Regions from separate parts of the Mus musculus genome. Here region 2 is linked to region 1. The links are chromatin loops, found by intact Hi-C in ENCODE. Cell type or tissue: heart. All regions are shown on one strand. Links, peaks and the distances in the headings refer to the core of each region. The heading gives the core; the rest is flanking DNA. Region 1 overlaps Bckdhb (branched chain ketoacid dehydrogenase E1, beta polypeptide). Region 2 holds the start of Tent5a (terminal nucleotidyltransferase 5A).

Region 1 (12,188 bases), core at 2,872-10,871:
CTGGCTAATTTTAATTGTCATCACGACATAACTAGAAATCATCTAGATTCAGGCTGGCCTACGAGCCAAGTCTTGACTCTTAACTGTTGAAGGAAGATCCAGACCATTCTAGACACCACCATTTTTTAGGCAGGAGTCCTGGACAGTATCTGAGAGGAAGAAGCTAGGTGAGAGAAGAAACGAAAACAATGGCATTTTTGTTCTTTGTTTCTGACTATGGATACCAGGTGACTTGCTGCTTGAATCCCTGCCTTGATTTCTCAGGAATGATGCACTGGGACAAACCAATCCTTTCCTTTCCTAGCTTGCTTCTTTTGGTCAAGGTGTTCATCAAAGCCAAAGAAATAAAACCAGGACAGGGGAATACATTAAGGAGACAATGTCAAAAAAAGGTCTACTCTTAAAGTTTTATGGAGTTATGAAAAAATAAACAAATGTAAGCATATTAATGAAAAACTATATGTCTGTTTAAGTTTTAAAAAGCTACTGAGGGTTGGCTACAGAGCCCCCACCAAGCTCACAAAGAGCCCCCACCAAGCTCACAAAGGAATCCAACATCATGACATGTTGGCACCTGCCGATGTTAATGTCCAAGTGGTTAAATTACCCATTCCACAAGTGTCCAGCTCAGACTACCCTCCCTCCCAAGAAGTGTGGCTGCATACACAGAGAGAGATTATAGAAACTTGTGGGGAGAATTCAAGTTATGTGTATCCATGGTGGACATCACTGACCCTTCACAGCGCTCTTCCCAAGTCAAGTGTTTTCTTACATGGACCCTTCGGCAGCTCATCAAAAGGAGAACATGGGCTGTTCATAAAGTCTACCTGTCAGCCTTTGATAGATTCTACCATGAGCTTGTCTGTAGTCTCTCCTTCCCCAGCCTGAAACCTGCTTGCTCAGGGGTGGAGCTTCCTGCTCATTCGTTCTGCCACGCCCACTGCTGGAACCTGCGGAGCCACACACGTGCACCTTTCTACTGGACCAGAGATTATTCGGCGGGAATCGGGTCCCCTCCCCTTCCTTCATAACTAGTGTCGCAACAATAAAATTTGAGCCTTGATCAGAGTAACTGTCTTGGCTACATTCTTTTCTCTCGCCACCTAGCCCCTCTTCTCTTCCAGGTTTCCAAAATGCCTTTCCAGGCTAAAACCCAGGTTGTGGTCTGCTGGCCGGACACAACACTTGTCTAGGTGGCAATAGCATGGCCTTTCTAAGTCATTTTAATTGGATTATTTTTCATTTGACAATTTAGGTGTGCTGAGTCAGGGGTGCCTGACTCATAAAGAAAACATTCAACTTTAGTAATATTGAAAACCTAATCTCAGTCAAAACTAATATCCTTTGTAGAAGCTAATTTTGCAGGCCTATTTACATGACCACTGTTTCACATGTATGCATATAAAAAGATATTCATTAACATTATAAAGCAGGAAGACAATAAGAACACATGCCCCATCATTCACTGTCATCAACAAAACAAAAATCTAAATAGCAAATATCGTATCAAACTTGGTATAGAAAGTGGGGTGTATTCTTACTCTTAATGATTTCCTCAAAGTTCAATTTATTCTTGTTCTATGAAAAATATTAAATCTGATAAAATGTCCTTTATTCATTTGAGACTAATGTGTAAATGCTCTTATCTGCTGCGTTTAAAGTTTAATATTACTTGCACGTAGCGATGCTTATACAAAAATGCTTCCTAGCTCATTGAAGATTTGGAAGCAGATACAACATGTGGCTGAGAAGTCAGCCTTGAAAAGAGCAGATGGTTTATTATGTTCCAAAGTATTTTTAAAAGAATTACTTTACACCGTTTTAATTAGAGTATAAGTTTTCTTTGGTGATCGTTCTCTAAATTATCTCATCAGATTTACAAACAATACATATGGAAAAAGACAACATGAATTTTATGTGACATAAACACTAAAATTTATCTTGATAGGAAACTGAATTCTTATACTCTCACACCTCAAAGTTGTAGCCACCTGATTTCCCTCACACATTTACTTCTGGTATGCTGCACAGTTCCCTGAGCATCCAGAGTCAACTCTGCAGGCATAAGAGGCAAAAGCTGCCTTGGACCAAGAAATCTGCTTTATATAATCACAGTGGAAACACGGTGAACAACTGGAGAAAGCAAGTGATATTTAACGGCGATGAAACAGTCTAACACCTGAATGCCCTCTGTATGGGGCTCTCTGACTCTTCAAAGCCCATAATAAATTCACTGAGGAAAAAACTATCAATGGGTAAACTGGGAATTATAGTAAAGAATACTGCACACGGCCACATACCCAGTGAGGATCAACTGGAATTCTGATTGTGTTATCAGTTCCTTCCAGAACTAAGAACTGGGAAGAAACCTACAAGTTATGTCATATTCTTTTAAATATCAAAAACCTCACCGGGAAAAGTATATTCCACGAAGATTCTCTGAAAGTTGAAAGCTTACATATCTAGAAAGGCTATTGTTTTTCAGCTGGTTAATGTCCTGAGTCCGTGCAAAGACCCTTAAGCTTTTTAAGACCTATGCTTCCACTAAAACATACACCAAGTATGTGTATACTTGTTCAAATACATACTTATTCATGCACATCCATCTGGTAGATAGTAATGATTAATTTCATGTCTGTCTCCTAGGTAGATGGCTACAAACCTGAGGGCACAGGCCCCATCATTTAAACTACTGATTGTATGTCTTGTAGACATAAATGAGAAACTGAAAACAATTTAGACATAAATGAGTAACAATTTCTTCTGGTTTTAAGAGCTCCACACTGATCACTGGAGTTCCACAGCCACGGAGCACATACAATACACATGGAGATTTAAGGAACTGAGGATTGAGGGGAAAAACTCACTGGTTTATGGAGGACCACAGAGGGAAGAACTTAGAGGCCTGTAAATCCATTCTGCAGTTAGCTGGGAAACCCAACTCTAGACATCAAGGTTTTATGCCTTGAAAGTAATTCTATCTTGGGCACACCATCATGAGGAAGAATAGCTTATCTTATTCAAGTCTCTAGACTCACATGGCCTGAGGAAAAATAACGTGAGGAAAGAAAACTTCGGGCAGAGGATTTGCCTGGCAACAGCCTGACAACAGTCTTTCCCTATGAGCACATTGCCTTACAAGACAAACAGTGACTGTGAAGGCTTAACTAACATTAGGGGTTGTGACGTGGGAATAGCAGCTTAGATCATGCAGGTAAGTTCAATACAATCTTAAGACCTTAAAATTGAAAACGATTTATCCAGCTGTGAGCAGGAAGCAGGAGACCTGACTATAGCAGAAGGTTCAAGAACACAACCTTACTGTTTTGTAAGATAGACAAGGAGTCATGACCACAGGCAAAGGGAACACTATTGTTATCAATACTGTGCCTTTAGCCTACAGTCATATATTAGACTCCAGTCTTGCAGACTTATAAGAAAATAAATTTGTATTGGATTGAGCGACTAAATTTGTGTTTTATTAGGCTGCTAAATTTGTCACGGTGTATTCAGGCAGCAATAGGAAACTTGTACGGACATCTGTATCCTAGAGCAAGGCTACCCCTTAAGGGTGAAGGAGAGAAACTACAGACGCCCTAAGTGAAAGTCATTAGAAAAGTCAAGAGAGACCACATCTGACCCCAATGAGCAAATCCAAATAAAACAGCGATGGACGAGGCTGATAGGGCCAGCCCTTTTGTCTCTGGAGAAACAACCCTCTAGTTGTAAACCCCACCCCAAGATTCTGTCCTGAGAAGACTATTGAGAGCCAACTCGGAGCATCTAAGGACAGGCAGAGTAAGAGTGACACAGCTGAGTGCTCCTTGATGGCACCTTCTCTCAGCTGCTACCCGAGGTCCACAGAATCTGTGCACTAAACAAGGTCATCCTCAAAACCCTTAGCCAACTCCTGAGCCCACATGCAGACAGCAAGGAAAAAGCAGCTAGCAACTGAGAGAAGGAAATAAAAAATGATGGGCTTTCTCCCTCCCAAACTGACACAGAAAGCAAAAGTCAAGGCGGAAGGTCATGTGCCTTCCAAGAAGCCAATGGGACGCACCTTGCATTCATGATTTTCCATTAACTAGAGCGTTACTAATAAACGGTATTAACACATGTATTGTCCCATCAAGTACTCACTTGGTACAAGCTTCCCAGCTATGAGGAAGCAACCTTCTGAAAGAAAAGAGCGTATTCTCTAAACTTGTGAAGACCTGGGGTTAAAGTCCAGGTAAAGGGGAGGAAAGTTGGTAGCAAAATGCAAACGCGGGAAACCAGCAGACCGCACTGAAGTTCTGCGGGCTGCGCTGTCACGTGATATGGAACAGCGGTTGATTCTCACGTACACACTAAATCATTACAGTTTAAGGAAAATCTGAGATAAGAATATAAGTATAGCTTCAATACTGAAGGTGATCAGGCTGCCAATTAAAAAGGAACTTACTGGGCTTTGCAAATGTTTTAACATCTGTTTCATGATTTAACTGTCAAGCTAAATTACGCTAAACTTGAAATTACACTACCTATGGAAAGCCGCCAGCTACCTCCACTCTCCAGAATCTGCAACTCACTGCGCATGAAGGAAATCTTAGAAACTACTGGAGTCTGACAACACGCTTGACGGCAGAGATGGCCCACACGGGTACTTTCACTTTTTAAAATGCTCCAGTGTGATTTTTCTTTACGGACCAGTTCATGCTTTCACTTATGGTGTTATCAGGAAGGAAAATGATGTTTCATTCAATCTATGCTTTCTATATCGTAGGTGCTCTATATTTATTTAAACAATTTATTCTTTACATTGTCCCAATAAAGAACTATAAACAGGATACCACTATTTGTACTTCAACTAAAATTACCCAAATTTAATATTATACAGTATTTAGATATAATATTTTAATAAAATCAAAGATGAGGCATGACAGCATGAGACAAAATATCCTCTGAATAGCTCCAATATTCAAATTGATTCTCAATCGTCTGTGCTGTTAATAATAGACAAGAGTTTTAACATAAAGAAATACGGGTGTTATACGATAATGGCTGATATAAAGTTATGCTACTTCATTTGAGTTAAATTATGCATGTATGCATATATGCATGTATGTTTATAACAATAAAAAATCATTGAGTAAGAAACTCTACCACAGAAGTTTCCCCCATTTAATCTGAGGAATAATATTTAAAAATCTACGTACAAACGAAGCAGTGTGACATAATGACTGGTGTTACTTTTATGCGATATGAGAGGAAAGCACACTTAGGTGCCCTGACGGTGAACACTTAGTGACCTCATCTCTGCTGAGGCTTACAGTCCTGAAATAGTTAACTAGTCAGGCGCAGTGTCAAAGCTACTTCCAAATAATGGAATATTATACCCGCTAAACGATTTTGGACAAAATTAGCATATGTAATTATGCTCATAATACGCAGAAAACGAAACACATACAGCACAATCAAGATTACAAAACTGAAGTGTTACACACAAACAAACATGCAGGCATTGAGAGGAGGAGGAAAAATTAACCCCACGGTGCTCTGTGCATCTAGCTCATAAATAACATGGGTATGTGCTTTTAAAAAATTATTATTAAAAATAGTTCATTGAGGACAATGTCCATCTTTCAGCTTGAGCCCTTTGAAGTATTTTGGATTTGAAAAACTGTAACTAGATTGATCAAATTGTAAAATGGTTTGTAAATTTACTTAAGGAAGGATTTTTATATTTAGGTTTTTTTTTTAATTTTAACTCATTAGGTCAAGAATTCAAAACATATCTAGACATAGCTCCATGGATGAATTTTTTTTTAATTTATTAACTTTTTTGTTTAAGTGATTTACATACAAATAAAAATTTTTCCTCCAATATGAAATGTGTGCTTCACATTCTGCTAAAAGGAATGAGAAAACAATATTTAACATATCAACTTGGCCATGTACAGCACACTTCATAAAAAAACAAATATGCCTTAAGTAAATACTATGCATCCTATGTTCTCAATAACGGCTGGATAGATTCTATAATTCTGTTGCCTTTCAATGATGTTCTTGCTATGTTCTACAAGATCTTTTTTAAGCCAACAAAGAACGCACCTGAAGATCATTAAGTTTTAATTTACTAAACTGAAAATGTAAGCTCTTTCAAGGGGATATATATGAAAAATAGGTAACAGAGAATCTCTAGCCCTAAAAGCAAAAGTGCTGGCTGAGAGACTGGGTGAGTGCAGCTTTGGGGTAGGAATAAAGGAGATATAAGCTCACTACATCACTATTATTTGACAGTGTGCTGGGGATTCTGCAAATATTATCGCATGGTCCATTAGGTATGACCATCTCTCTTTTAGAGATAAAGAAACCAAGATGAAATACAAAATACCTCAAAAGAAGACCCCGTGTGAAATAATAACTTCTAACCCTAGAACAACGGAATAAAACTGATTTCCCCAATGCCATTACATTTCTGAGAGAGAAAAGCTGGATGTGGAAACTACTTCTCAGATTGAGAGCACATCTCCGACTGCACTAGAGTTATGTAATTTAACTGGCAGGAGAGGCTGGGAAGATCAGGGCTCTGCAGCAAGCCCAGAAAAGTGGTTTCGCCACTGGGCTGGGCTGGGCTGGGCTGGAGCCTGGCTGCATGAACGCTCTGGAAAGCGGCCTTCACCTCCCAGGAACACGCTGTGGTTTTCTTGTATCAGTTGCTCATCAATTCTCAGTAAGCCTCATACCCAGTATCCCAAAGACTTGGGCATGAAGCCAAGCCGCAGGAAGGAGCCAGGGTCAGGATAAAGGCATGAGAGCAGGGATGGCTTATTCCAATCCATAGCATGTGACTCATGGCAAAGTCAAAGCTGAACCTCCTCTGCCTACTTTATCCTTTCCTTAAAATTTCCAGATCATTTGCCATGAAATGGTAGTATTCCATCAACATATACATACATGGTCACAGCGTTTACTAAATAATTGCATTTTCTATGAAAGGCTGGTCTATCTAGACAACCACTGTTTTTTGTATCCATTTTTATTCGTCTCTCAAATTGTAAAGAGAATTCTATATTCTCAATGGAGCCTTCAGGCACTACCATCTATGTAAACTGTACAGTTGACAAACTTTGTACCGGTGAATCATTCTTCGGTAGTTGTGTTTAAAATATCTCTAGAGCAAACTGTCATTTCTCTGCAAAGACAAGCTCATGGCTCTATTCCTGGTGTTCAGTTTCTACTGGTTAAATAAATCTGCTATTTTTTTTAACACTTAAGGTACAATTAAAGCTAATGCAAAGTATTATAAGAAAATAACACAAGAAGAAAATTATTTTGAGCAACAAGACCATGCAAAGGAATAACAATAACAACAACATCATTATACCTAATATTTACTGTGCAATGAATGGCAGGCGATGTTCTGTAAGCTTTAAGCAGGTTGATTCATTTAATCTTAATAACTACATGCAAGGGTCACTAAGGTTTTCCTGATTTTCTGATGAGGAAATGGAAGCAGAGATTAAATAGCCGACAGTCACCAGCAGCTTCAGGACAGAATGGGCATTGAATCTAACCAGCCAGCTCTAGAGCTACTGTTCTAACACCTAGAAGCGAAGCTTCTCTTCTCACAATCCCTGATGACAGTGGTCCAAGATGGCAAGAGGAAGAGGTTAAAAGTAGCAGTGAAATCGAATAACTTGGCTAGGTGTCCTGGTTCTGTAGGTACGGAGCTGAGCAGATGTGGTCATGGCAGTAATGTGTGCGGAGTCAGATGAGGAACACAGAGTCCTCCCATACTCTTGCTGCAGGCTGTTCCTTCTTCGTTGTGCAACAGAAAATTTCTTTGGCGTCGCTTGACTATTTAGGGCCCTTACTTCTAAAACACTTAGAATCCACTGGAAACTCAAGAAAGGGATGGCAAGTGGCTCAGAGATTAAAGGGACTTGCCACCAAGCCAGATGACCTGAGTTCGAGACCCCAGAAACCCACATGGTGAAAGGACAGAACTGCAAGCTGGTGTTTGGCCATGGTTCATGTGGCACACACATAAATACAGGTGAAAAATGAAAGCAAAAAAAAAGAGAATGATAAGAAATTATTTGTAAGAAAAACAGGCAAAGATCTGTTTGCAGTGGGAATGATTCTAGAGATAAAACAGACAATAAATAGCATATTATACTGATGAGTTCCCAACCTATGAACTTCCTTATGAATCATTTAAAAATTATTTTTTAGTGTTTTTCCCTAAACGTCTCAAATGAATTTTTTAAGCATTATCCCCATCTCCTATTGTTGCTACTATAAATAAGACTTATGTTTTGGCAAATAGAAATTTTTCAAGTTTTATTTGGCAATTATAACAACATCATTAAAGTCTCTGCTTAAATTTCTGTGTCAATAAATAACACTTTTTTTTTTTTCATTTCTCCTATCCTTGTAGGTTTTCAATCCTTCCTTGTGTTCATGCGCTGGAGAGGGAGGGCATCTAACATGGCAACAAATAGCATTAAATGAGTCCTAATTTTAAAAGCCAATCCTTTCAACATTTTGCCATTACATATGTTTTTGTAATCGATCTTTGGTAGGTAACAGGTACCAACCAAGTTGCTAATCTGCTAGGAGAGGTTTCGCTCTGACACTGTTAACTGTTTAAGATTACAGAGCAAAACACCATGCATTCATATTTTGATTCTCTCTCCTCGAAGCCAGCTACTCTAACAACTTTTAATCATATGTTACTTAACGTAAACCCACCTGTCACTCCTAGATCAGTTCAGCTTGACCTTGAACAGCCCAAGATTCAGTTTGTTACATATTCACTTCTGTTTGTGGAGAAGGTTTGTCTACCCTTGAATGTTCTTAAATTGGCATTGTCAGGGTCTGTTAGGCTAACTTCATAATTCAATTTAAACTTGGTAAAATGAAATGGCTCAAATTCTCAGTTCTCTTTTAGGACAGTTTACAAACCAGCTTTGGCAGCCAGTGGAACCTAACAATAACAGTCAGTTGGGTCTATTTCTACCTTCAAGGGAAGACAAGCTACAAGCCCAAGATCATAGATGCTAGATGAAGATTTGGGATTTTTGTTTTTGTTTTTTCACTGAGTCAATTTTGATATTTCTTACTTTGCTTACAAAAAAAAAAAAGTCAGACCTTCACAATTGGCATATATGAAATTAAAATCCTCAGTTTAGAGGACATTAAAAGAGAATACATACATTGCATATTAACTAAATCAAGTCCAAAAATCCAAATCATAAATAAAGCAATGGTGAGAAAGATACTAAGGAATTTTACCTTGCTCTAATTCTAGAGATGATAACAAGATACATAGAGCAAGTCTACACAGAGCAAGCACCTTTCATAAGAATGCCTGAGAGAATTTATGAAAATACTGACATTCTCTTAGCGTGTAGGCTTCCTCATATTCTGTTGACATGATTCTGAGGGATATCTATATCATTATGACAGTAATTATTTTTGAATTACTCTCCCATAGACTTTCTTATTTTCAGCAAAATGTTGACTATTTCTAACTCTTGGTTCTCTCTAACACTCCTTTTGCTCATTTAAAACAATCTTTAATTCTGCTTCTTTTTTTCCCATTAAATCACAATTGTAATTTTAGGGTGACATTGGTCAAACTGACTAAAGCTATGATACTAAATGCATGTCTCGCTGTACACATCAACATTATCTCTGAGTCATACACACACACACACACACACACACACACGTATCTTCTTCCTTCTCCCCTCATTCAACAGCACATCTCTTCCCCCAAAAGCACTTTCTGAAAGAGATGTGGGGCAGAGAAAGCATCCCTGGGAAGTTTGACTCAAGACTGTGCACAGAGCCTTTTCTCATACTCCTTGGGGGCATCCTCTGCATTCAACGTTATATGCTAGAGATACGTTCATTTACCTTAAACAGTCATTGATAATCCTAGAAGAAATTCCCTACTTGCTGTTTTTCCTTAGAACACCATAAGGAATTTACAACACAAAGCTTAAACTTGCTTAAAACTTCCTAAAATGCAGCTGACCTCAGACACCAGCTATCTTTAAGTAAAATGGCATCTGTTTATCTTTACAACCCAGATCAACCCAAGCTATGGCCATATGGTGCTGTCAGAGCTCAGCAAAGGTACCGACTTCAAGGTGACTCTTAAGCCCAGAACAATGCAAATGACCTCTCAGATAATTACATGTTAAAGGCTTGTAAAAACAATTCTAGAAGCACGTATGTAAGGATATGTGGGCAGTGGTAGGAGGAGAAGAGACATTTCTTTCTTTGATTAGGAGCAGTGAAAAGGAAAGAGTTATGGGATGGCGTCTCAGAGGCATTCACATGTGGCGTTAGACTGTATCCAATTTTCTTGAGCTGTCACGAGGCCATGTACAATTTTCCCTTTGACATCTGAGAAGTTCTTATCACTTCCTTCATGACGGTTTGGGAGGAAGAGAGGAGGAGCGGACTCCCCTGAGATACCAGCCAAGGCACGTAGCATCATCTAAGAACAGTTCCATCTACACTCTGCTCCCATTAATGCAAGAGTGGCTGATAAAATAAATAATAATAAAGGTTACACAAAACAAACAATGTCAGGGAGAGGGGAATAGAATGAAAACCTGAGAATGCAGAATCATACGTGAGGAGTTTCCCACTGCTGCTGCCTGGAGATTCCAAATAGTAGCTTCAGCTACCAATTGACACTACTCACAATTCATGCAAATAAAACTACCTTTAGTGAAACCAAAGACCTTCGACACTCGAGTGGGAGGCCATCGTGGACAAAGGAGAGGTTGGTACAGAAGACCACTTGCACTCCCAGTTCTGCTACAGCAACCACCCAACCGAGAAACAAACACAGACACAGCCCTTCTAAAACATTATCACAATAAAGATCTGTCTCTGCGAAGTTTCTGCCTCTATGTCTCGATAGTGAGAAAAATATTAAAAGAGAGAACATGGCATTATCTTGTGTTATATACTCCTATTTTATCTTTAATGTTTACTTTGAATGATTTATTCATTTCCTCCAGAACATAAGTAAAAGCTTTGAAAGAAATAAAATAGTGTTCGAGTCCCCTGTGCTATACCTCTGGTTATTCAGCCATGGTGTATCTGAGCACTAGGAAATACCAGCTGTATGGTGAATTCCAGACCAAACCCTCCACACACAGAACTCACCACAGATACACTGCCTCAGGTCAGAAGTCAGACAGCACCAGCTTTAAGAACTGAGTACTAAGAAGGCAGGCTCTCAAACTTCTACTGCCACAGTATAGGTGTTTGCTGCTATTGACAATAAATTGTACTAAATGACAGTAAAACTCCTTCATATTTGTACTTATTAAAATGGATCAAGATTATAAAACACCCTTTATATTAGTTGATCATTTTGTAATCCTTGGAAAGTTACTTTGCTGCTTAAACAAAACAAACACAAAGATTATTCAGCTAAAGGTTATGTAAAATATTGTCCTTCCTGTCAATAACACTTAGATAAACTTAAGTGACTGAAGAGCCATCACACGATTAATTCCAGTGTTCTGAACATAATACACATGCTGACAAATATTTAATAGAAATATCTTTCAACTTTGAAGGAAGCTAGCATATCTTTTCTTTTTATAAAAGACAGATTTCAGAGCAATTTGGCTATCTAGAATTACAAGGCCATAGTTAAATTCAGCTACATACTTGCAGTGTGAATTTTGGTCAAGTTGTAAACCCTTTCTGTACTTAATCATTTTACCTGTGGAGGTGACAGTAGTTCCTATTTCATAATATTGTTTGGGACTGCAGCTTTAACAGTACTGATAATAAAATAATCTAGGTAAAGAGCCTAGAGTCTAATGAGTGATAGTGCTGGCTATGTGTCCTTCTGTGCAGTTAAACTCATTTGGTCTCCATCTTCCTTAAACAGCGCACTGGCAAATCAGTAACTTGTGGTTTGAAAGAGAAATAAAGCAACAAAGTGGTTTTTTGTTTGTTTTGTTTTGTTTTGTTTTCTCGAGACAGGGTTTCTCTATATAGCTCTGGCTGTCCTGGAACTCACTTTGTAGACCAGGCTGGCTTCGAACTCAGAAATCCACCTGCCTCTGCCTCCTGAGTACTGGGATTAAAGGCGTGCGCCACCATGACTGGCTGCAAGAAAGTTTTTAAAGAAAAATCAAAACTGTACTCTTTGCCTTAGG
Region 2 (12,188 bases), core at 1,995-9,994, 1.2 Mb before region 1:
AAAGTCACAGGACATTTATCCACGCCTGGCATCTGGGAAGACGACACGCAGACATTTCAAATTTATATTTCATCATATGAATGTAGAATCTGAACACCTTTCTTGTCTGGAGAAAGGACAATCGTCTGGTGCATGGTACTTACAACACCGATTGAAACAGTCACGTTTCACCAAGATGTCCACACAGGAAGGAAAGTTGGCATTATCATCATCCTTGGCAGTACCAGAAAACTCAGGCTGATAGCATTGATGAAGAATTCTACAACGGGGAAGTCGGTATTGAATTTAATGTGATGCCATAAGCCGTGGCAACCAAACTGCTATCTGTCTCTGTGGAATTTTGTAAATTCATTGATCGACAACTGTGAATAACTGTGAGTTATTTTTCTGTGGTCAGATGGATCAAAGGAATACACTTGATAATAACCCCTTAGTGCACTTATAATAAGAGACTCAGCAACCCAATAGTGAAGATGTAGCCAAGTCAGAGGACCACGTGAGTAGCTAGAGAGTCCTTCTAAAAGTAAACGAGCATTCCTGGCTTTAAATCTACACAAATATAGAACTCTACAACGAGGCTGCTATGGGAGATTGTGCAACCTTAATTCTTCTATGACTAGTCGTACAAACAAGGCAGAAATCACCCAGTCTATCCTCACTTGTACTCATTAGAAGCAGCAGAGTAGTTCTTGAAGACACAATGATGTACTTTAGAGGGATAAGGGTCACACGTTTTTAAATGATACTTGTTATCATTTTAATGACAGCTATTGGTCACCATGATGGTTTGAACAAGAGATGTTCCCCGGAGTCTTCAACGTTTGTATACTTGGACCTCCATGGAGACTTACGTGCTCCAGCTTTGCTGGAGGAATTCACTGTAAAATGCCTCACCTATATCCAGTTTGCTCTTTCTGGTTTGTGCTCACAATTCGAGGGTATGGTCACTTGCTTCCTGCACCGGCCACCATTTCTGCTGGTTGCCATACCTTTTCATCATCATGATGGTCTCATAACCCTCTAGAACCACAAGCCAAAATAAATCCGCCCTTCTATAATTTTTTTGTCATGATACTTTTATTACAACTACAGAAAACAACTAATAAAGTTACTAATAACATATTAAGCAATAACTTGTAACATTATTTTTGAAATAGCTTAGAAATGTTATATCCTGGGATGTTGCTAGTCTTTGAAACATGTATTTCCTTGAAGAAAACAATAAAAATCTTTTGTTTTTTACAAGCACCTGTAAGTTTTCTTAGAAACAGTTCCTCTGGACATTTTAACTTCTACATAGAATGATGTGATAAGTTGCTATGGAGCCACTGCTCACTGGGGAGCAAAGAGGTCTCAGGAAATCTGTGAGATGACACCTGTGTCCATGATTGGAAAGGAAGCTGTCACCTAACTGGTTGTCACCAATTACTGAGATTTGTCCTCTGAATGAGGCGGATGGTCAGAGCTCACATCCCAGATCCTAGTATTCTTCTGCCAACACTGCAGTGTGCTTCCACAGGCTTGCCATGGTTGGTGGAAATGGTCAAAGGATAGATGCAGCAAAAGTTGGAGGGTCATGAAGAGAAGAAGCTGGTGTGGAAAGAGAACAACATAGTTATGGGAGGAAGGCTGGACAGAGGGCTGTGAAGATAGAAGTTAAAGATGTAACTGGTTCTCTGGACTCTTCTTTCTCCTCTCCTTCTGGCTATGAGCTTGGGGAACTGTTTCCTGTTTGTTTACTTCTTATCTTCAGAAGCCATCTTTGGGAAGATATGAATCAGAGAGAACAAGAAGAGAGAACTGACTCCGTTAGCTACTAGTGTTCTTGGGCCATCTCCAAACCTCCCACTGTGTTTCCTTTTGTGAGAGTTTTCTGCAAACTTCCCCATTGAAGCTGCTGGCTTGCTAGTTCTCCATGACTGCAGAGGTCATTGTCCGGGCTTGGGGGGGGGGGAGTCACCCCCATCAGTTCAGTCAGTTTGGCTCTTAGCAGTGGATTCAAGATTAAACATGTGTGCTCCCAATGCTATGTCAGAATGAACATCTACTACTTGGAAAGAAATAGAGAAAGTACAACTCCAGGTTAATTCCAAGCTTAAAAAGATTATCAGAAGGCAGGGAGAATGCCAACCCATAGGATGCAAGAGACTCCCAGACAGATGGATGGGTGTGCCAAGGCTCTGCCACCTCTCTAAGACACTTGACCTTCCAATGCCTTACTTCCCAATCTGGGTAATAGGGATATAAAATGCAAAGCTGTGGTTTGGGGAGAACCTAGTTCAAGAAATAACATATTTAAAATATTGAGCATAGCTGGGCATGGTGGCACACACCTTTAATCCCAGCACTCGGGAGGCAGAGGCAGGCAGATTTCTGAGTTCGAGGCCAGCCTGGTCTACAAAGTGAGTTCCAGGACAGTCAGGGCTATACAGAGAAACCCTGTCTCGAAAAACAACAACAACAACAACAACAACAACAACAACAACAACAAAACAACAACAACAACAACAACAACAACAACAAAAAACAACAAAAAAATTGAGCATACTGTGTGGTGCACACTAGCATATTTAATATTAAGGCCAAAATTGGACTTTCTCTTACTGTGCGCTAAATCTGGATTGATTGTTACTATAAGTTGCAAATCAAGAACAACTAGTTATAAATGATATGTTTTCCTCAAAGATCTCTACTAGGCTTTCCATTTAAAAAATTCAGATAAAGATATTTTGCTTTCCCAAGAAGTAGTCTAAATACATGATTTCAGTTTTGTGGTGGCTTTAGTATTTCCAGAATTTTTTCAATCACTTGAATCTCTCTTCCCATGCCACCCCCCATCTGTGTGTGTGTGTGTGTGTGTGTGTGTGTGTGTGTGTGTGTGTGCAGCATACGTGAGTGTATATTACGGGGCATGTGGAAACGCTTGGTTCCTTTGGAGCTGGAGTTAAGGTTATTGTGAGCTGCCTGACATGGGTATTGTTAACCAAGCTGGGAGTGTGGGGGGTGTCCTCTACAAGAGCAGTAGGTGCCTTTAAATACTGAACTGTCTCTCCAGCTCCTTGTGGTGGCTTTAGCCTTATCCTATTGCCATTGGTCTTTCTTCTCTTTCATTTTCAAGGGGAAAGACTAAATTACCAAATAAGCCCAGAAGCTAAAGCCTCCTATCCTTTCTCCAAACATCAAGTCCATGTGAATCTAATCCCAGAATAGCCATGCTATGAAGTGTCTTGGCTGTGAATGTTCTGGGAAACACAGAGTTTCTTATTTAGTACTTCCATTGGCCGTCCACAGAAAGCAAGTGGGTGCTCACAACTGCAAACTTTGCAGTTTCGTGTAAGGACGGCTGCAGTTTTCCAGAATATAAATATTACCTCGTTTTGACGACAGAAGAGGAGCAATGAAGAACATATGCTTCCATTCAGCAGTGTGTAACCCGTAGCTTTTCTATGCAGCAGGCATATATTAATCCAATAATTCAATTGCCTTCCTTGGCACAGCCAAGAGTGAGTTGCCCCAGATGTCCCAGTCTGGGAGGCAGGCAGGAGGGTCTAGTTAAGCCTGGCAGTGTGGAATGCTCTGTTATTAAGGAAGTGTTATCCACAAAGAACTGCCAGCTAGAGGAAATGGTGTGTTCCCCACCATGGCCAGTGGCTGGGACTCTTCTTTTCCCTAGCACGTGGTATGGCACAGTAGGCCTGTCTCAGCCAAGACTCCTGTTCTTGGGAGAGATCTTGGGAGCAGCTGTGCAAAGAAGGGAGCCCATTCTTGAGGGGGGGAGTGGTGTCTCCCCACTTAGAGAATAGGATGCAACTGCCCAAGAAGTGGAAAGGTAGAAGCTCTGGCTGGGCCCTCTTGTCAGGATCCCCGCCCTGGCAACTTTCTAAAGCAGTTGAGTCTTCAGCCTCCTAGGACACATCGCACGTGTGAGTAAGGAGCTAGTCTGCTCACAGGCTACTCTATTTTCCAGCTTCATTTTCCTCAGGCTTTTTGATGGAAGCTTAAAACGCTGTACAAAGTAATGAGAGTGGGGCTGAACTATTGCTTTTTTTTTTATATAAAGGCAATGTATTTAATATATGACCAGCCACTTTGACGTTATTTTAAGAAGACTCAAAATTATCAGCCTTTGAAGAAAATCATTCCTGGTACTTTATCAAGAAAATATTTTTTATTCTCTCTCTGTCTCTCTCTCTCTTTCTCGTTAAATTCAGAGAGAGCTACGTAAACACTCTATCTTTGAGCTTTATTGAGAGTATTCTCGCCGGGAGGTGGTGGCGCACGCCTTTAATCCCAGCACTTGGGAGACAGAGGCAGGCAGATTTCTGAGTTCGAGGTCATCCTGGTCTACAAAGTGAGTTCCAGGACAGCCAGGGATATACAGAGAAAGCCTGTCTCAAAAACCAAAAAAAAAAAAAGGAAGAAAGAAGAGTATTCTCCTCTCTTACTTGTCCCCCTTGCTGCAGGTGCTTGCCTCAGTGTCCCCCCCCCCCCAAGACGGAAGAACTAAGCCACTGACATCTCTTAGGGCGAGAGCATTCACAGTCAAACGAGTGTTCAAGGCCTGAGCCCATCACGATCATTACCTCTTAATCCCTTTATTTCCAACCCCCTATGGCCCCTTTCTTGGCCTGAAGGCTGTAAGGTGTGTAGAAGAGCTCAGGGTGGAGGTGGTGGCTCACAGATGTAATCACATCACTCCAGAAGAGGTTGATTTTTAGGTCAGTCTGAGCTATATAGCTAGACTGTCACATGCAAGCTCATGTGAGATTGTCGTACACACAGAGGCACGCGAGCACATATACACAGACAATTTCATATATACAAAATGTGTTGCTAGGTAGCATTCATGGTTGGACATGTCCTGAAAGGAAGCAGTGGGATTTGAGAACAAGGTTGGGATCCAAGTCTCCTTTTCATCGCTCAATCCAATTTGGCCTAGGTTCGGCCTATGCTAAGAAAGCCTGGCTTCTAGTTTCTCCATTTTGTGGACTCACAGCTCCACGGGGCACCAGCAGGGGGCGGCGTTGTCACGCAGCTAGATTTGCGTGGGCGACACCCCTGCATCCCATCCCTCAACTCAGGTTGGGCTTCTAGACCAGGGCTCCCTAAATTCAGAGGCTGATTCTCTGAAGTTGTCTAGGGTCATGGGGGTAATGGCTGTTCATCTCAGGGCCTCTCCTCTCTACCCTGACTGCCTCGTTCGGCTCACAGCCTCTACCTGGATCAAGGACTGCAAAGCATTACTTTGAACGGAGGCAGCAGCGGGGCGGCGGAGGAAGTGGACAAGCGAAAGCAGGGAGCTTTCTAGCAAACAGTGCGGTGCCAGAGCGCAGAGATAACCTTTTCCAACCCTTAAGCACTCCACTGGCGACTGAAGCTGGAGGGGGAGAAACTTCTCGTCTTTTAAATTTGCCCTTAATGGCCGGTAAGAAGCCAGAGCCTACTTTGATCATTGACGTTTTATCCGCTTAAGAACTGAGAACCTTAGAGGCTGCGAGGAACGCGCTTCTCCCAAGTCTGAGCCGAAGGACCGCCACCCTGGCGGCCGCTTTTCGTGCACTGCTGGGGTTGCGCTCCGAGACCCCGCGGGTTGGCCGCGAGCCCGCGGAGCTGTGTGATAGGAGACGCGCGCCTGCCCAGCTCGCGGGCAGCAGCTGGACGCGCACTCAGGCTGGCTGGCTGGTACCGGACTCCCCACCCCACCCCCACCCCCCCACCAGCACTTCTCGAGGTTTCGAGAATCGAAACTCAGTTCTCAGCAAACCCTCCCCCTCCCTCACAGAGACTGACGTGCGTGACCAGTTGCCTCTGGAGACCACACTTGGCCCAGGGTCCAGAGTGGAATCGGCGGTCTAGCCACAAACGGACACTGTTGAGGGAACCTCCAGGAGACCCAGTTACGCGGCAATGACGCGCTCCACCCGGCCAGAAGGCTAGGCTTGGGAAGTTTCTATAGTTGCGTGATTTTTAACCCTGATCCGGTTTTGATGGCCATCTATCACATTTGAGGCAAAGTGTCTCCTCTTTAGGGGTGTGTGTGTGCGCGCGCGCGTGTGTGGACGTGCAGAAATGGATAAATCTACACGTAGGAGCCACAGGCATCTGTCTGTGCTCATAGCCAGGGGCTGCGCACCCTGGCCTAGCTCCAGCAGCTCTGAGCTCCGGCGACTGTCCACCCAGCGCTGGGGGCGGTGCTCTATGCAAATGAGAGGGTGTGGCGAGCGCTGCGCGCTGGGGCCCCGGAAGCGCGGAGAAGCCCGGTATAAAAAAAGTACTGAAGACATTTCCCCCCGCACAACTGCTAAAGCTCCAGAGACGCGAGTGTGCGCGGTGGCATCGGCGGCGTCGAGAGCCGCCACCTCCGAGACCACCGCAGCGGGGGCGCGGGCGGGGCGCGGGCAAGGGGCGGGAACGCTCAGGGCGCGGCGGGGGTCGGCGCGGAGAAGTCGCGGGCCGCTGCCGGGAGCGCACTCGCAGCTCCTGCGAAGTGTGTCCGCCTCGCGGTTCCTCGCTCGCCTGCGCTCCTAGAAGGGGCGGCCGCCTCCAGGTGACACAGACGGGACTCTCGCTTGTGCTTTCCAGATGCATCAGAGATACTTTTGGTGCGGGGCTGCTCTGCGGGGCGCGGCGCGCGGCTGGGCATTGGGGTCGGTGAGGGTTGGGGGAGGAGGGCTACTATGGGCGTCACGATCGGGGAGGGGAAGCCCAGGCCCCTCGGCGGGACCCCTGTCCCCTCACCCGCACACCTCTCTGCCGCTCCCCTAAATCCACTCTTTCCTCTTAGGACTGACCAAGGCCAAGTGGCTTTCGGAGGGCACTACATGGCCGAGGGCGAAGGGTACTTTGCCATGGCAGAGGACGAGCTGACCGGCGGCCCTTACATCCCCCTGGGTGGTGACTTCGGCGGCGGCGGCAGCAGCTTCGGCGACCGCTGCTCGGACTATTGCGAAAGCCCCACGGCGCACTGCAATGTGCTGAACTGGGAGCAAGTGCAGCGGTTGGACGGCATTCTGAGCGAGACCATCCCGATCCACGGGCGCGGCAACTTCCCCACGCTCGAGCTGCAGCCAAGCCTGATTGTGAAGGTGGTGAGGAGGCGCCTGGAAGAGAAGGGCATAGGTGTCCGCGACGTGCGCCTCAACGGCTCAGCCGCCAGTCACGTCCTGCACCAGGACAGTGGCCTAGGCTACAAGGACCTGGACCTCATCTTCTGCGCTGACCTGCGTGGGGAAGAGGAGTTTCAGACTGTGAAGGACGTCGTTCTGGATTGCCTGTTAGACTTCTTGCCCGAAGGGGTGAACAAGGAGAAGATCACACCGCTCACTCTCAAGGTAAAGCCACCTGATGGGCTTGGGCAGAGCAGGGGTGGGGAGAAAGCAAGCCCAGCTTGCCTTGACTGCCGTCAGTATGGCCATAGTGAGTTCGTTTATTTATTTTTTTATTATTTTTTTTTCACGAGCGCACTAATGCGCGTGAGTGGTGTGGAGTGTTTTAGTTTCCTGGGAGATCCAGCGCCACAACTCTGTGCTTCCTCCTCTGCGTTTCCTTCTCTTCCTTCTCTCTATGGTTTAACTCTTGACTTTCCTTGCTGGACTCTTGTCCAGAGTATAACGTGATTGGTGGAAGGATGGAATGATGTAAATAATTTTTTTGAGTCATCTTGTAATCTAGACTTTGGGAAAAATAGCAGCCTGAAGCAGAACTGAGTCAATGGTTTTTATTATATTGGAAAATGTGAATCGATCCATACTCCACTGACTTCGGCGTTTAAGATATTTGATGCTTTTCCCTGTTAATTCACAGAGTCGAGGGTGTAATAGTGTGCCCCTCCCCTTCGGTTTAGGTGGCGTTTTGTATAATTAATTAAAGTTGTCTGAAGGCAATTTAGTTCCTCTTTGGCTGTAACTGTAGAGTGTCGCTGGAGGGACACACTCGACTGATAAGATTGATTGCCTAAGGGGGAGGAGAACGGGGTGGTTGGAGACCAGGCTGAGAGAGGCCAACTCACGACACTGTCTGTCTCTCTGTGGATACTGGGTGAATATTGTGCCCATTAGACCATCTTCAAAAAATAACATTTGAACTCAGACATGACAATAGAACGTCTTAGTATGCTGCTGTGTCTGCCAAAAGCCTCAAACTATTACTTCTAGTCTCTTTCCCAGACGGCAAAACTACTCGTTAAATGTATTTTTTCCCCTGTTTTCCGAAGACCGTTTAAGCTCGTAGGTAGTGTTTTGCTGAAACTTAACAAAACAAACAGGAAGGAGCAAAATAATTCTCAGCAAAGCAGCTGAGACACATTTATTGTTCCTTTACCAGCTTTGTTCATTTCCTTGTTTCTTTTACATCGTAGGAGGCTTATGTGCAGAAAATGGTTAAAGTGTGCAATGATTCTGACCGGTGGAGCCTTATATCCCTGTCAAACAACAGTGGCAAAAATGTGGAGCTGAAGTTTGTGGATTCCCTGCGGAGGCAGTTTGAATTCAGTGTAGATTCTTTTCAAATCAAATTAGACTCTCTTCTCCTCTTTTACGAGTGTTCAGAGAACCCGATGACTGAGACATTTCACCCCACCATCATCGGTGAGAGTGTCTATGGTGATTTCCACGAAGCCTTTGATCACCTTTGCAACAAGATCATTGCCACCAGGAACCCAGAGGAAATAAGAGGGGGAGGCCTGCTTAAGTACTGCAATCTCTTAGTGCGGGGCTTCAGGCCTGCCTCCGAGGAGATCAAGACCCTCCAGAGGTACATGTGTTCCCGGTTTTTTATTGACTTCTCAGACATCGGAGAGCAGCAGAGAAAGCTGGAGTCCTACTTGCAGAACCACTTCGTGGGCTTGGAAGACCGCAAGTATGACTATCTCATGACCCTTCATGGAGTGGTAAACGAGAGTACGGTGTGCCTGATGGGACATGAAAGGAGGCAGACTTTAAACCTTATCACCATGCTGGCAATCCGGGTGCTAGCTGACCAAAATGTCATTCCTAATGTGGCTAATGTCACTTGCTATTACCAGCCGGCCCCCTATGTTGCAGATGCTAACTTTAGCAATTACTACATTGCACAAGTTCAGCCCGTGTTCACATGCCAGCAGCAGACATACTCTACTTGGTTACCCTGCAACTAAGAATGTTTAAAAAATGTCCCATGGGGAAGCCATTTCAAGTAAGACAGGGGGGAAAAAAAGAAAGAAAGAGAGAAAGAAAAAAAAAGAAAGGAAGAAAAATTATGACACAACACCAAAAAGGGAAGTGACCCAGTCCTAATTAGGGATGTGTTTAGTGCACGGAGGACTTGCTCCTGATTTTAAAGTTGGCAATGCTTTTGGATCTTTCCATCAGTACAGGAGCAGGATCTCAACTGTCACCCTCCCTAGCCACCCACCTCACCTATGGTCTCTACCCAATTGGATGGTATCTTGAAACAAACGAGGCCTGTTGGTAAAAAGCAGCCAGATTCTCCCAAAATAACAAGAGAATTTTAAAAAAGGAAAAAAAAAAAGGCTTGATTTTGACAATATGGGTTTGCAGTAGCTACTCCCATAGCTCTGCCATAGGGAAGAGAATGGTGGACAAACTTTTCAGATGGCATTCACAAATGGGAAACCACAGAGGAGGAAAGCCTTGCCTATCACACGAGGAGGTCAGAAAGTAACAGGGGAAAGCAGGGCTACTATACTAGAAGGTATTACCGTCTGTTTTGAAGCAAGTGCTCTCTTTGGAATGATCCTGTTTTCCTCAGAGAAACAGCTCAATCCAAACCAACAGTCCAAACCGACCAACAGTCAGTCGATGCTGTCCTCGTAACAAACAGCAGAACTTAAGGATGACACGACCCGTTAATTCCAGCTTCGTGCGTAGCTTGCGTTTTTTTTAATTATTATTATTATTTTAAATGTGAAGACGCAAGCAAAAAACAGCTGTAGCCAAGAAAACATGCTCAAGGACCAAAGATTTAACAGATAAAAATTCCCAAGCAGAAGAGATAGAATAGGATATATAAAGAGTTACTATATTTGTTACACACCAATACACATCAAAGTGCCTGTTGCTTTCAGAAGATTTGAAGTGGAAAAGGTTATTTTATGGTTTAATAATTATTTTATTTTATCAGGGACTCAAGAAAAAAAAATAAAACAACATATAAGCTTGTGAATGGTGGAGGAAATGCCCTATTTTTTTTTTTTTTTTTGGCAAATACCTATATAAAGTTGATATTGTTTGGTGTGATGTTATCATAGGTACGTATATATTGTTTGTGTGTATACACACACACATATATGTGATATGTATGTATGTATATATACACACACTACTTTGTCTATGATCTAAAATAATGTATCAAATAGGAAAAATTTAAATATAGTGCTTTTTATGTTTTTGGTAGGATCTTAGAAGACATGGGCAAACTGCAATGATGACTTAAAACCCATAAAAAAATAAGACAAGTGGAGGTAAATGAGTAATATATTTGTAGGAAAAGCAGAGATTACACATTTATAGTGAGTTTTTTCTTATTTTCAGTGAGCCAGAGAACTTCACAAATGGAAGAATATTTGGTAGCATACTTTTTAATTGACTTACTTGACATTTTGAGAGTCTGAACCCCTCCCCCTTAAATAAATGGAATCACATACCTTCAAGGCTTAGAACTTGTGGATCATGGACCAGAGATAGGATAACTAAATCCATAAACTGCGGAAAAAAAATTCTGGAACCTGAACACTACTTCCTAATATTTAAATGAAAATACAAATGAGTGCATTCTACATTTTGGACCACTAGAATTTAATAAATGTGAAATGACCATTTTTAAAGAGTATTTGCACAATTACATAAAGTTTATATATAGGATATCTATATTATATATACATATATATACATTTTATAAATTTATCCGATATGAAATATGTTTGATCTGGTTGTCACACTGCATAGAAATATGTAGTACTGCACCTTAAATTAAATCACGTTGTATTCGCTCAAACCCAGCTTTAGTTTTCTCTCCCAGGAGACCATTTGTGTACCTTTGTGTCGTGAACTGATATTTTCATGTTCAGCGACAGCTAAACTTAACTCCTGTCCCAGCTCTGTAGACCTTGATCTCTGAAAAATAACATTTCAAAAAAATGAAACAAATGCATTAAAAACCTTCCCTTATTGTTGTGAAACAATCACACAGTCCCCTGGAACCTTAGTGAATGACTGCTAGGTATGGTCATTCCTTTGCAGAGCCAGTCAGTGACAGAGATGCTAGGGTGAATGTAACTCTCTCACCTTGGCAATGAATGATGTTATCTCAGCATCTCTCAGCTTCTGCTGGACAGATTAGTCCAGGTTCATCTGTCTGGACCACCCTTCTGTGCATCTGTATCTGAAGCCTTAACAGCAACCAGATTGGCTCTGATTGGACAGCTTCCCTGAGAATCCTCACTAAGCTGCCACAGCCCCCAACACTGCCACTCTCTTTTATAAGGAACTGATCTTACTCCCATGGTGGTCCAGTTTTCCCCTTCACTGCCCTGCATTTGAAAAATCATACACAAAGTCCCAGGAAACCTTGTTCAGCTTGCAGCTGAAGTCTGGAACTCACCTATCAGAAACCACAGTCCAGCCCACTTAGCTCTCCTGCAAGTTCCCCTGGACTGCTGGGGCGGGGGACAGAGGCTTTTCTGGTGACCTGGTTTCTGCTCATGCTAACTCTGCAAATATGAGTTGTCCACTGTTTTGAAAAGTCTGGAGATCTTGGGCTCTGCCATAGTAGCAGCCTGCTGTTAACTGACAGCACAGGTTTTTGTTTGAAGGGGCCTTATTAGAAAATAATGTTTATCATTTACTTTCTCAAGTATTTTCTATTCCTTGCTTGCTTACTTAGCTGCAAGCTAAGTCAAAAGAACTTAGTCAAAAGAACCAGCACGCAACATTCAGATAGAACAGGCTGTGTTCAAGGCAACTTTTGGCATTTACTTTAACCCTTATATAATTTATTTCTATTTTGTGCATACTATAGTCCTGTGCATATGTAGTTGAACATGCAAGGGAATATGTGTCTCTCTTTGTGGATGTGTGGCCTAAAATTCTGAATGTCAGAGCAAAGGACAGCTCTCTCTGCATCTAATCAGTGCCCACGGTTTGTTTGCTCTTGTGTTTGTCTGGCCTAGTGTACTGTTACTTTGAAACAGG

Evidence for each region. Hi-C counts contacts between places; a loop is a spot of excess contacts. Peaks named below come from ENCODE experiments on the same cell type or tissue, not always from the same donor. Only the 100,000 strongest peaks of a DNase experiment are listed, where the experiment ranks them.
Region 2: a loop joins it to region 1, with 2.7 times the contacts of the local background. A loop is called at or near these places in 2 of 42 quality-filtered maps.

Annotation. Positions count from the first base shown.
Region 1 is chr9:84,088,780-84,100,967 of GRCm38, reverse strand. The region is part of intron 9 of Bckdhb (branched chain ketoacid dehydrogenase E1, beta polypeptide); the gene reads right to left. Among named protein-coding and RNA genes, the nearest start is that of Gm46124, 70 kb to the right of the region's middle. In heart, for the core only: no CTCF peak of the experiment used is centred there; a DNase peak (open chromatin) is centred at 6,617.
Region 2 is chr9:85,321,402-85,333,589 of GRCm38, reverse strand. It overlaps Tent5a (terminal nucleotidyltransferase 5A), which reads left to right and starts at 6,440. Exons shown (of 3, transcript NM_001160379.1): 1 at 6,440-6,547; 2 at 6,785-7,331; 3 at 8,357-12,188. The coding sequence starts at 6,822. The coding sequence ends at 9,133. In heart, for the core only: no CTCF peak of the experiment used is centred there; DNase peaks (open chromatin) are centred at 5,049, 6,159, 6,899 and 8,939; H3K4me3 peaks cover 4,241 bases; H3K27ac peaks cover 3,562 bases.